Regions from separate parts of the Homo sapiens genome. Here region 2 is linked to region 1. A link is a contact called in ENCODE Hi-C or POLR2A ChIA-PET data. All regions are on one chromosome and are shown on one strand. The core of a region is the stretch at or near the end of the contact, and the rest is flanking DNA. Distances in the headings are between cores, read along the strand shown.

The links. A loop is a pair of places that touch in the nucleus more often than their neighbours do. ChIA-PET counts read pairs that join two places held with the same protein, here RNA polymerase II (POLR2A). Pooled maps may share reads with other maps.
Region 2: a loop to region 1 is called in a map of B cell, with 15 times the contacts of the local background. The contact joins the enhancer-like site here to the promoter of SNX3 in region 1. A Hi-C loop is called at or near these places in 4 of 168 maps with a recorded cell type or tissue (B cell, CD8-positive, alpha-beta T cell, GM12878 and 1 more), 35 of 37 single-sample maps with no recorded cell type and 14 of 50 pooled maps. POLR2A ChIA-PET finds 5 or more read pairs at or near these places in 6 of 52 experiments (A549, A673, activated B cell and 3 more).

What each region holds. Positions count from the first base shown.
Region 1 is chr6:108,257,350-108,264,975 of GRCh38, forward strand. SNX3 (sorting nexin 3) reads right to left here and starts at 3,691. Exons shown (of 4, transcript NM_003795.6): 1 at 3,411-3,691. The coding sequence starts at 3,572. RefSeq lists silencers at 3,269-3,378, 3,489-3,748 and an enhancer at 3,876-4,711.
Region 2 is chr6:108,344,519-108,352,144 of GRCh38, forward strand. AFG1L (AFG1 like ATPase) reads left to right here. Exons shown (of 13, transcript NM_145315.5): 3 at 2,470-2,521. Among named protein-coding and RNA genes, the nearest start is that of AFG1L, 53 kb to the left of the region's middle. RefSeq lists an enhancer at 4,205-4,374. Within about 2 kb of position 4,278, at least 2 of the 41 ENCODE cell types and tissues checked have a DNase peak (open chromatin) inside an H3K27ac peak, as active enhancers do; they include B cell and GM12878, where a contact is called at or near this core.

The DNA.
Region 1 (7,626 bases), core at 2,441-4,940:
CTGACAAAAAATAAAAAATTAGCCAGGTATAGTAGTACCCTGTAGTCCAGCTACTTGGGAGGCTGAGGCGGGGGGAATACTTGAGTCCTCGAGTTTGAGAATGCAGTGAGCCACAATCATGCCACTGTGTTCCAGCCTGGGCTACAGAACGAGACTCTTATCTCAAGAAGAAAAAAATTACAAAATATTAAACTATTCATGTCATAGCCACTCTGCCTTAATGCAAGACTATAATTACTCTAAAAAATCATATGCTGCTCAAATAAGGCCTAATTTCCTTACTATATGGTGTCCTTAGTTTTAAGTTAACACATTACATACTAAAAGAAATCCAGGCTGGGCATGGTGGCTCACGCCTGTAATCTCAGCACTTTGGGAGGCCAAGGTAGGCAGATCATGAGGTCAAGGGACTGAGACCATCCTGGTCAACATGGTGAAACCCCGTCTCCACTAAAAATACAAAAATTAGCTGGGCGTGGTGGCGCGTGCCTGTAGTCCCAGCTACTTGGGCGGCTGAGGCAGGAGAATCGCTTGAACTCGGAAGGCAGAGGTTGCAGTGAGCCAAGATCGCGCCACTGCACTCCAGCCTGGCGACAGAGCAAGGCTCTGTCTCAAAAAGAATAAAAATAAAAATAAAAAAAGAAAGAAATCCAAAGTCATTTCATGCATTAAAAACTCAATTAGGTTTTCACATAGGCACTGGCATTTATGACTGTTAACAGCTATTAACACCCAGTGAGTTGGTTTATACAAAAATACAAACCAAAGTAAGTGTATAATTTGTTAGTTCCCTGACTCATTAATCGTTCTTAAAAAAGATTATTTTCAGGCCAGGCGCGGTGGCTCATGCCTGTAATCCCAGCACTTTGGGAGGCCAAGGCAGGTGGATCACGAGGTCAGGAGTTCAAGACCAGCCTGACCAACACAGTGAAATCCCATCTCTACTAAAAATACAAAAATTAGCCAGGCGTGGTGGCGCATGCCTGTAATCCCAGCTACTCAGGAGGCTGAGGCAGGAGAATCACTTGAACCTGGGAGGCGGAGGTTGCTGTGAGCCAAAATAGCGCCGCTGCACTGCAGCCTGGGCAACAGAGCGAGACTCCGTCTCAAAAAAAAAAAAAAAAAATTTTCTTTAACATGTAAATGACTATACCAAAACCCTTTTTTCTCTCTCTCCTGAGATAGGGTCTCATTCTGTTATGCCGGCTTGAGTAGAGTGGCCTCATCATAGCTCTCTGCAGCCTCGACCTCCTGGGCTCAAGTGATCCTCCCACCTCAGCCTCTGGAGTAGCTGGGACCTCAGGGATGCGCGCCACCACGCCCAACTAATTTCTTTTTTTGTGGGGAAGGGGTTTCAACGTGTTGCCCAGGCTGGTCTCAAACTTCTGAGCTCAAGGGATCCACCTGCCTCAGCCTCCCAAAGTGCTGGGACTAGAGGCATGAGCCACTGCGCCAGGCCCAGAAACCATTTTTAAGTGTCACATCAGCTATTTGCTAAGGTATTAGGTGTATTAAAAAAAAAAGAGGATTAAATTATTATACTAGAACCCATTTAATATAATGCATTCAGCAAGATAAACTCAAAGTAAGTGGAGGAAGTGTAGGCAGGAGATTCCAATTCAGTTTTGTGACAGGAAGTACCTGCTATGGAAGTATAGAAACAAGAATACCAAGTTCTGTTTTAGCACAAGAAAGAAAAAAAAAGAAAATACTAGTGAATAGGGCAAAAGAGGAAGTTCTTTTTAGTGAACCATCTGTCATGTATTACAGACAATTAGAAAAACATTCACTTTTCCACTAGGTTTATGTATGAATGTAGTTCCCCAGGTGTACTGAAGTCTGGATTTTGCAGTTTCCCTATGACAACATATCCTATGATTCAATTTTTATTTATTTATTTAGAGAAGGGATTTTGCTCTTGTTGCCCAGGCTGGAGTGCAATGGCCCGATCTAGGCTCACGGCAACCTCTGCCTCCCCAGTTCAAGAGATTCTCCGGCCTCAGCCTCCCGAGTAGCTGGGATTACAGGCATGCGCCACCACACCCGGCTAATTTTGTATTTCTAGTAGAGATGGGGTTTCTCCATGCTGGTCAGGCTGGTGTCGAACTCCTGACCTCGGTGATCCGCCCAGCTCGGCCTCCCAAAGTGCTGGGATTACAGGCATGAGCCACCGCGCCCGGCCTATGATCCACATTTTACACATCCATAAGAAGACAACAGTGGCTTGAAACATTAAACTATTCGTTTCATATCTTAAAGTTTGATTAACTTTTTAAAATCAATGCTAACTACGTAAGAATCATTTTTTAAAAATACTTAAGTTTCACAACAATGTGAATATACTACTGAGCTGTATGTACACTTAAAAATGGTTAGGATGGTAAATTTGATTTTTGTGTTTTTCACGACACAAAGTGTGTAAGTTAATGAGAATTTTTTCACTTAAATGTTAATAGTAGCTTGTCATATAAATTTTGATTAAAGGAAAAATCGCTTTACACTTAACTTTTAATAATTTGCTGTCATCTTTAAATTAATGTAATTAATTTTTAAAGATGCTTCCATACATGGGCAAATTCTTTAATCCTGAATTATAGAGTGAAAGTGAAGCACTATTTTCAATTAACATCTTTCAAATCATCTAAATTATTGCCAACAAATACTAGTTATGAAATTAGGTATATTTTATTTCTGTTGATTTCTTTATTCAATTAAGTGCAAATCTCGAATTAAGAGAGCAAGATCCCTAGTCTTTTCTTAAAGCAACTGTAGTTCTGGATTATGAGGTAGGTGACACCACACCTCAGCCTTTGGCAGGGCGGTGGCCCAAAATGCTGAAGTCAACCATGTCCAATCACCCTTCTGGTCTGGCTCAGCCCTATCAAAAATTGTCAGGCTTCTGTGAACTTTCATTAAGTCCCGTTCAGAAGACTGCACAACCCAGGTTACTTTAGCAGCTCGGGAAGGGCCTGGAGCAGCCGGGTTGGCTTGCTACCTCTGGGAAGTCTCCAGGAAGAGAAAACTGGGAAAAGGCTTTAACTTTGCGCAAGCCCCTTTTCTCTGTCAACATCTCTTTCCCTTCCCAGCGAAGGGATGTGTTCTCGAAAGATCTACCCCTTTCCAACTCAAATGTCATTCCCTGATCAGCTGCTGGAGGGGCAAGCGGCGCTCAACCCACGCCCTCCTCTTCGAGCACCTTCTCCAAGTGCCAGCGCGCCGGGCTCGCTCTGCAGCCCCCCACACCAGCCCTACAGGAAGAGGGGCCCTGGCTCACGACCCCGGCCCGCCTCTGCAAGGGGGCTCCCGGCCTGGGAGGCTGTGGCTGCCCGCGGGGGTCCACTCCCGGGTCGAGTGGGGGTGACCAGAGCCAGCGGGAGGGGTTTCTTGGGAGAGGGGAGAGACGGCCTCACCTTGACCCTGATTTCGTAAGTGGTGAAGCGGCCCCGGCCGACCCCCACCGTTTGCGGGTTGCTCACATCGATCTCGAGGAAGTTGCTGGGGGGTCCGTAGGCGTCATTCAGGTTCTGCGGCTTGGTGATCAGCCGCCGGGTGTCAGCCACGGTCTCCGCCATTTCGCTGTAGCTGCTGCCGCCGCCGCGGGCTCCCTCCGCCCCCTCCGCGTTCAGCCGCCGCCGCCGCCGCTGCTGCCCGCCGTGGGGACACGGGGCTCGCGCGCAGCGGTCGCGAAGAGAACGAGCACGTAGAGCGGGCGTTCACCCCGCACGCGAAGCTCCTCCCCGCGCCCCTCAAGCTTCCGCCTCCGAGCCCAGGGGAGAAACGGCTCACTAGCTGGAACGCCACGCCCGGCTCCCGGGAGGCCCGGCCGAGGCTGGGGAGGGGCACTGCGGACTGGGGTGTGAGGAGAAGCGGTGTCATGGGACTCGGGGTCGCAAACAGGTTCCGGCCGGACTACAGCGCCCACAATGCACCGCGAGCGCGCCGCCGCGGGGCTGCGGCCGAGGAGGCGAGGACCCAGACGCCCAGAGCTGGCGCTTCCTGTCTCTCTGCGCCAGCCTCGGCCTGCGGCGGGGTAGAGCGCCGGAAACGGCTTTAGCGGCTTTGGGAATTGCGGGCGAAAGTTAAACGGAGAGATCTTAGAGATTTGCCCGCAAATCGAAACAAAACTGCCCCTACTAACTCTGTGCCAACCTGTGCACCGTCTCACTGTGAACCCCTGAAAATGCCTTTCTGGAGAAGGTTAAGCAAATGCCTGAGATGATTTTGCCATAAACCCGAGCGTTGCACCAGACACGCGTCTGGATTGATAGGTTGAAACCAGTAAAGTGGGGGAGTGAAATAAAAACTAAAGCCCTAGTTAAATCCTAGCATTATGGTCAAATCGATTTTGGAGACAGGTCGGTCCGCTAAAACAAAGTAACAGTAGACCGGCTGCAAGCTGCTTTGGGTGTCCACTTTCGTTTCTCACGAAGTCCTGATAAGTTTTTTTTTTTTTTGAAAAGTATTAAACGTACCTCTACAGGACTGGAAATGCAACTCACATGAGCCTTTTTAAGAAACGGGGAGGAAGGCCGGGCACGGTGGCTTATGCCTGTAATCCCAGCACTTTGGGAGGCCGAGGCGGGCGGATCACGAGGTCAGGAGTTCGATACTAGCCTTGCCCACATGGTGAAACCCCATCTCTACTTAAAAATGCAAAATTAGCTGGGCGTGGTGGTGCGCGCCTGTAATCCCAGCTACTCTGGAGGCTGAGGCAGGAGAATCGCTTGAACCCGGGAGGCAGAGGTTGCAGTGAGCTGAGATCTGCCATTGCACTCCAGCCTGGGTAATAGAGTGAGACTTTGTCTCAAAAAAAAGAAAGAAAGAAACGGGGAGAAAACCCAATTAATTAGGTCCTAGTTCATCTCTTATGGTCCAATGGGAAATGCAGATTTTAAATGTTGAGATACGATACATTTCTATCTCTGCCCAGAGAGTTATCCCTCACAACTATTTCTGCATTTTTTAATATGTCAAGTTTAACACTATAATTACTTTAAATAACCTGATCTTCCCCGCCCCCCTTTTCTTTAGATTTTAAATTATTAGTAATTATTTGTGGAGACGGGATCTCACTGTGATTCCCAGGCTGGTCTCCAACTCCCAGCATCAAAGTGATCCTCCCGCCGTGGCCTCCCATATGTGCTGAGATGACAGGTATGAACCACCGTGCTTGGACTGATCTGTCCCTTGAACTGCAAATTTCTTTTCTTTCTTGCTTTTTTTTTTTTTTTTTTTTTTTTTTTTTTTTTGAGACGGAGTCTCGCTGTGTCGTTCAGGCTGGAGTGCAGTGGCGCATCTTGTCTTACTGCAATCTCCACCTTTCGGATTCAAGCGATTCTCCTGCCTCAGCCTCCCGAGTAGCTGGGATTACAGGCGTGCGCCATGACACCCAGCTAATTTTTGTGTATTTTCAGTAGAAACGGGGTTTTGCCTTATTGGCCGGGCTGGTCTCGAACTCCTAACCTCAGCTGATCCGCTCGCCTCAGCCTCCCAAAGTGCTGGGAGTACAGAAGTGAGCCACCGTGCCCGGCCAACAGCAACCATTCTTAATAACACTAAGAAACACTGGAATAAAAAGAAATTACTTGGCCGGGTGCGGTGGCTTGCGCCTGTAATCCCAGTACTCTGGGAGGCCGAGGCGGGCGGATCACCTCAGGTTGGGAGTTTGAGACCAGCCTGACCAACATGGAGAAACCCCGTCTGTACTAAAAATACAAAATTAGCCGAGCGTGATGGCGCATGCCTGTAATCCCAGCTACTCGGGAGGCTGAGGCAGGAGAATTGCTTGAACCTGGGAGGCGGAGATTGTGGTGAGCCGAGATCGTGCCATTGCACTCCAGCCTGGGCAACAAGAGCAAAACTCCATCTCAAAAAAAAAAAAAAAAAAAAAGGCATTACTTAAATACAATGTATATTATTTTCCAGAAAACAACATTCATTTATTAATTCAACAAATATTTGTTGAAGACCTACTAGATGTTTTCATTCTAAGTACTAGAAATGAAAGGGTAGATAAGTCAGGTTTATAGCCTAGTATATAGTCTGTCTTAGGGAGACAATTCAGTAAATAATACACCTGCCAATATAATTGGTGCTATGAGGCAAATAAAACTGAATAATGTGACAGATAGTGACAGACAAGCTCATTAGATATTAATGCTGGGCATGTCTCCTAATGCAACAGACCAAATGGGAATTTGACTGGTATGATTAGAAATGTAAGCTCAATAAATACATATCAATGACTCTGAATTGAAGTCTATGCAAGCTAAGAGACCAGGAACTACTGTATTATGTTGTCATCGGTGACACCTGAACAAAGCAATCATGGAATATTCTCATAGAATGCTTCTGTCTGATTCCTTGGCGACCACTCAGGGCAGCAGTGGGCAGCCAGAACAAATGCCTGCAGTGGGGAAGCGGCTAGGAGGGACAGCAGCACAGCATCATAGCACAGTTGTATAGCCAAAGAAGACCTTCTTGGTGTAAATATCAGGAAAAAAAATTATCCTTATTTTTCAGGAATTGTGATTGCATTTCTAGAATACAAATCCAGAAATAATAAGCTACTAGAATTAACAAGAGAATGTAGTGGCAAGACAGAAATAAAGAATGTAATAGCTTTCCTTTGTCTATGCAATATCTAGTTAGAATGGAAATGGAAGAAAATACCCTGTTTGCAAGTGACCAGAAGTACAAAATATCTAGGAAGGAAGGGATAGGAACTATAAGGAGCAAAGGGAACATAGGACTAAAACTATGAAATTGTATTCAAAGATGTAAGACAAAACCTAAAGAGAAAAGAGTCTATGTTCCTGGATGGGAGGACTTAATATCAGAAAAAGTCACTATCTAAAATTAATAACTTAATACAATTAGAATCTCAATGTGGTTAGTTTTACTCACCCACTCCCACCTTGGATGAGTGGGTGGCACTGAGTCAAGTTTTTTTTTTTTTTTTTTTTTGAGACAGAGTCTCACTCTGTCACCCAGGCTGGAGTGCAGTGGCACAATCTCGGCTCACTGCAACCTCTGCCTCCAGGGTTCAAGCTATTCTCCTGCCTCAGCCTCCCAAGTAGCTGGGACTACTGGCGCCTGCCACCACGCCCGGCTAATTTTTGTGTTTTTAGTAGAGACGGGGTTTCACCATGTTGGCCGGGCTGGTCTCGAATTCCTGACCTTGTGATCCGCCCACCTAGGCCCCCCCAAAGTGCTGGGATTACAGGGGTGAGCCACCGCACCTGGCCCAAAGGTTTTATCATTCAGAAATGGCAAAACTAGGCTGGGCGCGGGTGCACGCCTGTAATCCCAACACTTTGGGAGGCCGAGATGGGCGGATCATCTGAGGTCAGAAGTTTGAGACAATCCTGGCCAACATGGTGAAACCCCGTCTCTACTAAAAATACAAAAAAATAGCTGGGCGTGGTGCCGGGCGCCTGTAATCCCAGCTACTCGGGAGGCTGAGGCAGGAGAATGGCTTGAACCTGGGAGGCAGAGGTTGCAGCTGAGCCGAGATTGCGCCACTGCACTCCAGCCTGGGTGACAAGAGCGAGATTCTGTCTCAAAAAAAAAAAAAAAAAAGGCAAAACTAGCTCCAGAGTTTATATACTTACCAATATTTTACGC
Region 2 (7,626 bases), core at 3,028-5,527, 88 kb after region 1:
AAGGCTGTAGTATGCTATGATCATGCCACTGCACTCCAGCCTGGATGACAGAGTGAGACCCTGTCTCTAAAATAAATAAAATAAGACAAAGCCAAAAGCCTTATGGATGAGACCCTGAAAGCTAGGTTTTGAGAATGTTCTCTGCCAAATTATTGACCACTCCGGTTGATGCTAAGTGGCATAATCTTCACTTTTTTCTGTTTTACCCTCCCTTTCTGAACTCACTCCACCCTGTCATACCTTGTTTTTTGCACAGGTGTTAGGAACTGCTGCAGAGTATGAAGGTTACTCGTCTAAGTGTAACAAAATTCAAGATGGTTATTTGGGTTGATAATAGCATTAGGTAAGATAAGTTCTATTTTGCTTCATCTCCAGAGCCCTTCAGTTTCCAGTTTTGCTCTGGACCTGACTGCTTTCCTGACCTGCAGTGCCACTGTGGTCCTGGAAGCAGGCCTCCCTCTGACAAGCTTTTTTCCCTCTCAGGGGCCCTCTACATTTCCCAGAGCCTATGTTTTCTTCTTGCTGAGTAGGAAGTTTTGTTCATACCCTGAATTTATGAAAGGACAATTTTCCATTTTCACACTTGATGAATAGATTGGATGGATTGGTAGGAAATCATTTTTCCTCAATTGAAACAATTTCTTTTTTGTAAAAATGGTGTCTTGCATTGTTGCCCAGGCTAGTCTCAAACTCCGGGGCTCAAGCAATCCTAATGCCTCAGCCTCCCAAACATCATTTATTGAAGAGACAATTTCTTTCTCCCACTATGCTTTATATAGTTTTAGTAGCTTCTCTTATTTTTCTTCAGTATATTATTATATTGACTTCACTTTTATTTTTATTGATTGATTGATTGAGTGAGACAGGGTCTTGCTCTGTTGTCCAGGCTGGAGTGCAGTGATGTGATCTCGATTCACTGTAGTCTCCACCTCCCGGGCTCAAGCAATCCTTCCACCTCAGCCTCCGAAGTAGCTGGGACTGCGGGAGTACATCACCATGCCGGCTGATTTTTGTAGAGATGGGGTTTTGCTATGTTGCCCAGGCTAGAGCTCAAACAATCTGACCACCTTGGCCTCCCAAAGTGCTGGAATTATAGATGTGAGCCACCATGCCTGGCCCACTTTTATTTTTGAGATTTTTTTTTTTTGATGTCTGAATAGTCCTCTGTTTCCTCTGAGTTTATTCCCCTCTGCATATTTGTTCTGGTCTCTGACTTTTATGTTGGAAGTTTTTTCCAAATATCCATTGACCATTGGTACTAACAAGCTGATTGAAACTCCAGCTTGAGAGGTTTGGTGACTGGTGTGCTTTACCAGAAGGTAATCTGGTAGGGATCTAGGTCTTTCTTTGGGAGAAGCTTAACCAGTGTAAGTGCCTTCTGGCCTTTTTATCTGGAGATCATTCAGTTTCTCCAGAAAAATTCTTCTACTCTATTAATTGCTGAGAATGAACCTAGCTGTCATTGTTTGGGGAGCCCATCTGGGAAAGAAGAAGGGAAAGACTACATGGCTGGTAAATGGTAGAGGGGATGTACATTCAAGTTGTGTGACTGTGAACCCCTCGCTGTGGGCTACTATGGTTATTGCCTCCTGTGTTGAATCCTAAGAGGGGCTTCACAGCATTTTTTCCAATTTCCTTTTGTGGTAAATACACACATAAGATTTACCATCTTAATCATTTTTTAAGAGTACAGTTCAGTGGTATTAAATACATTCTTAATGTCATGCAGCCATCACTACCATTTATCTCCAGAACTACTTTCATCTTGTAAAACTGAAACTCTGAACCCATTAAACAATAATTCCCCATTCCTTCCTCCCTCCAGCCCCTGGCAACCCCTTTTTCTACTTTTTTTTTTTTAAATTGAGATGGGGTCTTGCTCTGTTGTCTAGGCTGCAGTACAGTGGTGTGAACATGGCTCACTGTAGCCTTGACCTCCTGAGTTCAAACAATCCTTCAACTTCAGCCCCCTGAGTAACTGGGACCACAGGCGCATGCCACCATGCCTGGCTAATTCTTTTTAACTATTTGCAGAGATGAGGTCTCCCTATATTGCCCAGGCTGGTCTTGAACTCTTGGGCTCAAGTGATCCTCCCACCTCAGCCTCCCAAAGTGCTCAGATTATAGGTGTGAGCCACAGCACCTGACTTCTACTTTCTGTCTCTTTAATTGTTCGCTGTTCTAAGTACCTCATGTAAGTGGAATGGAGAATATTTGTCTTTTTGTGACTGGTTTATGTCACCTAGCATAATGTCCCCAATGTTCATTCATGTATACGTTAGAGTTTTTTCCCTTTTTAAGGCTGCATAATATTTCAGCTTTAAACACTTTTATATCAAGTTTTTTTCTTACTTATTGTATATAATAGCCCCTCTTGGTTCTGTATATAGGACAGTTAGGAAGACTATGTATATGATTATATTTAATTATTTGCATGGTAGAGATTTATAATTTGTTCTTAATTTGCAGCTTTTTTCAAGGAGCAAACCTCCAAGGGGCCTGTATGTTTATGGAGATGTTGGTAAGTGTGTTAAAATAAGTTTTGGGTGGGCAAAACAGAAAGTTTCTCAGCTTTCTCTCAGGGATGATTTCTATTTCTATCCCTCAATCTGTTACCAGCAAGGGAATAGGATGAGGCAGGGTAAGGTAGGGAGAGAAGAAAAGGGAGAGAGGGCAGTTATCTCAGCTTTTACTTTACTTCTCACAGGATACAGCTGTAGTCTAGGGCAGAATTAGTCACCATGTTAGGGTGCAAACATTATTTAATGTATAAAGTAATTAATATCAGGGAAGGAAATCAACTACAGATAGGTTATTAGACAAATCAGGATTCCATGACTCATTAACTCAGCTTAATACTTTTTAAAAAAATAAGCTGTTCTTTTTTACTTTTAATTTCCATTAATATTTCTAGTCATAACCTAAGCCCTTGGATGAATAATTTAGTCGTTATTATCTTTAATGTAGTTGACAGTAGATACTCTTAATGCATAAGTGGTAACATTTCCTTGGTCTCCCAGTTCTAGACATTGGGCAGAAAGACTCACATATTGCTGGAAACTTTCTGAGTGGTCACTTCTTTCTAGGTTTTCCTAATCATGTAGTGTCTTGCTTATGAAGTCTTCCCTGACCTCATTCTTACTGAAATATTCTGTTTTGTGGTTTCTATTTTCTTCAAACAAATCCTTTTCTCTTAGTCTTAAACCTCTCCTTGGCCACCCTCAGCCACTGATATCATGAAGGAGTTTCTACTTGGCTTTTTTGCCTCCTTGCTTTCAATTATTTCTTTGATGTCTTTTTTAATTTTTTAATTTTAATTTTTTCTAATCCCTCAGTTTACTGTCAATCAATTATTTCTTCTACTGGCATACTCAAAACTCACATTCACATGTAACGAGGTCAGTTTTGGACCTAGACTAATATTCACACTCTAGGCTCCCCTATAGCCACAACACATTTGCGTTATGAGGGAGTGATGGCAGGGGATATTATCTTAGTAACATTTTTAGGAAAAGAAAAAAAAAGGGCATTGAATAAGTAGGTTTTGTTTTGTTTTTGTTTTTGTTTTTGTTTTTGTTTTGAGATGGAGTCTCTCTCTGTCACCCAGGCTGGTGCGGTGGCGCGATCTCGGCTCACTGCAAGCTCCGCCTCCCGGGTTCACGCCATTCTCCTGCCTCAGCCTCCCAAGTAGCTGGGACGACAGGTGTCTGCCACCATGCCCGGCTAATTTTTTGTATTTTTAGTAGAGACGGGGTTTCACCGTGTTAGCCAGGATGGCCTCGATCTCCTGACCTCGTGATCCGCTCTCCTCGGCCTTCCAAAGTGCTGGGATTACAGGCATGAGCCATGGCGCCCAGCCAAATAAGTAGTTTTAATGCCTTAAAGATTAAACTGTTCCTTTCTAAACTGTTCCTTCTTTTTCTAATTTGTTTACTGCTACCTTGCATTGAATGTCCGTTTTGTATTTCCAGATTTAGCTAATCTAATAAGAGAGAATAATTTAGTTCACAAAAGTGAACATTAGAGATTGCCCCTTAAAATTCTTCAGGTTCTTGAAATTACAGAAAAGAAGGTCAAACTATTCTTTTTCTTAGTTCATTGGCTAATTGGTACTTTTGAGACCAATGTATACTTACTTCTTATTTTGAAAGCAGTTATAACAGACACTTGATCAATTTTATGTTCCTGCACCTTTGGGCACCATTAATGATTCTCATCTTGTTGTCAGGTCTCATTCTTTGCCTCCTGAGAACATCTACTTCCAGTACCTTCACTTTCATATTAAGTCATCGCTAAAATCAACAACTTTGTTCCTCCTGTTACCTTAACCACCTGACCATAAATGGAGATGGTTAAAGAAGCATAACTGCTTCCACTTCTGTAAAAGCACTTTTTTTTTAAAAACCCTATGAATGTTGTTGGATTTTAGTTTAGAAAATACAGCCATATGGTAACTAATTGAAGGGAAGCATATTACAAGTTATTCATCTGAGTGTTTGAAAGCAATAGAAAAGATGTGATAGTATGGGATGTTCATATAGTTTGGGTAGGTGGCAACCTTTGTTTGGAAACATCCTTATAATATAGAGAGGGGAAGAGAAAGGAATTCTGAAATGGGAAGTGAGACGAACATTTTGGTGGCTATAATAAGTTTAGTTCAGACCACTTATAAAATATGTAATCGGCCAGGCATGGTGGCTCATACCTGTAATCCCAGCACTTTGGTAGGCCGAGGCGAGTGGATTGCCTAAGCCCAGGAGTTCAAGACCAGCCTGGGCAACATGGCAAAACCCTGTCTCCACAAAAAATACAAAAATTAGCCTGGTGTGGTGGCATGTGCCTATAGTCCCAATTACTCGAGAGGCTAAGGTGGGAGGATCACTTGAGCCTAGGAGGTCAAGGCTGCAGTGAGCCATGATTATGCCACTGCACTCCAGTCTGGGCAACAGAGTGAGACCCCCATCTCAAAAATGAAATAAAATAGGTAATAAAAGATCAAGTTTTCATTTGAGGGGCTCTCTGTATGGGAGAGTAGCCTCAAAATGCCACCATAAGCTCTTATTCTTTATTCTTTTCCTTTGTTGGACTTGGGAAACAGGTATTAAATTTTAACAAGGCTGGGCATGGTGGCTCATGCCTGTAATCTCAGCACTTTGGGAGGCTGAGGCAGGATGATTGCTTAAGACCAGGAGTTTGAGACTAGCCTGGACAACTAGGTGAGACCCCATCTCTACAAAAAAATTAAAAAATTAGCTGAGCATGGTGGTGTGTGCCTGTGGTTCCAGCTACTCAGTAGGATGAGGTGGGAGGATCACTTGAGCCTGGGAGATCAAGGTTGCAGTGAGTTGAGATTGCACCACTGCACTCCAGCCTGGGCTACAGAGTGAGGCCCTATCTTAAAAATAAATAAATAAGTAAATTGGGCTAGGTGCGGTGGCCCACGCCTATAATGCCAGCAACTTTGGGGGGCTGAGGGGGGCGGGTCATTGAGGTCAGGATTTCAGACCAGCCTGGCCAAAATGGTGAAACCCCGCCTCTACTAAAAGTACAAAAATTAGCCGGGTGTGGTGGTGGGTGCCTGTAGTCACAGCTACTCAGGAGGCTGAGGCAGAGGTTGCAGTGAGCCGAGATCGCACCACTGCACTCCAGCCTGGGCAACAGAACAAGACTCTGTCTCAAAATAAATAAATAAATACATAAGTAAATAAAATAAAAATAAATAAATAAACATGCTTGAGCTCAGGAGTTCGAGACCAGCCTGGGCAACATAGGGAGACCTCATCTCTTATGTATTTTTTTTTTTTAAGAAAAATTTAAATAAATAAATAATTTTTAAGGAGACTTCATGGGATAGAGAATACCTACCTGGTAGCACTCCCTTCCCACTTTTCATTCTTGCACTCTATTTGGGCTTTGTCCTGCTCACTTCACCTCTTTCTTCGCAGATGTGTTGAGATGATTGACTCAGATGGATTCTAAATCCTGGGAACTGCAGTAGGGTTGATGTATGAGTTGGAGGGATTATTATCATGGTTCAATCTTGAAATGAATTATTTTTGTTATAAAATGTTTATCACATCTCATATAGAAGCCAAAAGCTGTGGTAGTAGTATTTTGTGACTTCATTCATACCCTACAGCTGGCTTTCTCACAACAGAGCCTCAGCTCTTGACCAGCTGACTGCGGTGGTGATGGCAGAGTTAATGATTTCTCTGGTACACTAGAAGAGAATAAAAGTACATTTTGCTTATCAGCCCCTTTCCTGCTGCCTCCTGGTTTCACCTCACCTGTTTCACATTGATTCAGATTCTAGTTTCACCAGGTGAAAGGTAGGCTGGTTTTAAGGTTAGGAGTTAGGAAGCATAGTTCTCCCTGGCTTGGATGTAGGGATACATGTGCCTACTACACACCTAGGCTGTATTATAGAACCTATTCCTCCTGTGCTACAAACCTGTGCAGCATGTTACTGTATTGAATACTGTAGGCAGTTGTAACGCTGTGGTATTTGTTTATCTAAACATATCTAAACAGAGAAGGTGCAGTAATAATACAGTATAATAGATAAAATATGGGATGCCTGTTTGACCATGAATGGACTGGAAGTTGCTCTGAATGAATCAGTGAGTGAGTGGTGAGTGGATGTGAAGGCTGAGGACATTTCTGTATACTACTTTATACAAGATGTTATCAGTGCTGTGTACTTGGGCTACACTAAATTTATAAAAAAAATTAATTGTACTTCCATGTTAGGATAGCTATGACATCACTAAGTGATAGAAGTTTTTCAGCTTCTTTATAATCTTTTGGGACCACCATTGTGTATGTGGTCCATTGTTGACCAAAATGTCATTATATGCGTTACTGTTTATAGAAATGCGGTGGATTTTTTGATGACCTTGTATCCTGTGATCTTGCTAAATTTAATTATTAACTCTAGTGGTGATTTGGTAGATTCTTTAGGATTTTTTTGTGTGTATACAATTAGGTCATCTGCCAATAAAGATAATTTTACTTCTTTAAATTTTTATGCCTTTTATTTCTTTTTGCTGCCTCCTTGCACCAGCTAGGACCCGAGTACAATGTTGAATAGAAGTGGTGCGTGTAGACATCCTTGCCTGTGTCAAATTGTAGGGGAGAAGTGTGCAGTCTTTTACAAATAAGCATATTAACTATATGTTTTAAAAAATGTATTCAATTGTTTTTATTATGGTAAAACACGTAACATAAAATTTTCCCTTTTAAACATTTCCAGTGTATGATTCAGTATCATTAAGTCTATTCACATTGTTGTACAACTATTACCACCATCCATTTTCAGAACATGAGTGTAGACATCCTTGCCTTTGTCAAATTGTAGGGGAGAAGTGTTCAGTCTTTTACCAATAAGCATATTAACTAAAGCTTTTTAAAAATGTATTTAATTGTTTTTATTATGGTAAAACACATTACATAAAATTTACCCTTTTAAACATTTTCAGTGTATAATTCAGTAGTATTGTCTGTTCACATTGTTGTACAACTATTACCACCATCTATCTTCAGAACATTTTTATCTTCCCAAACTGAAACTCTGTGTCCATTAAACAACAACATCCTATTCTACCTCTCTCCCACATTTTCCACATC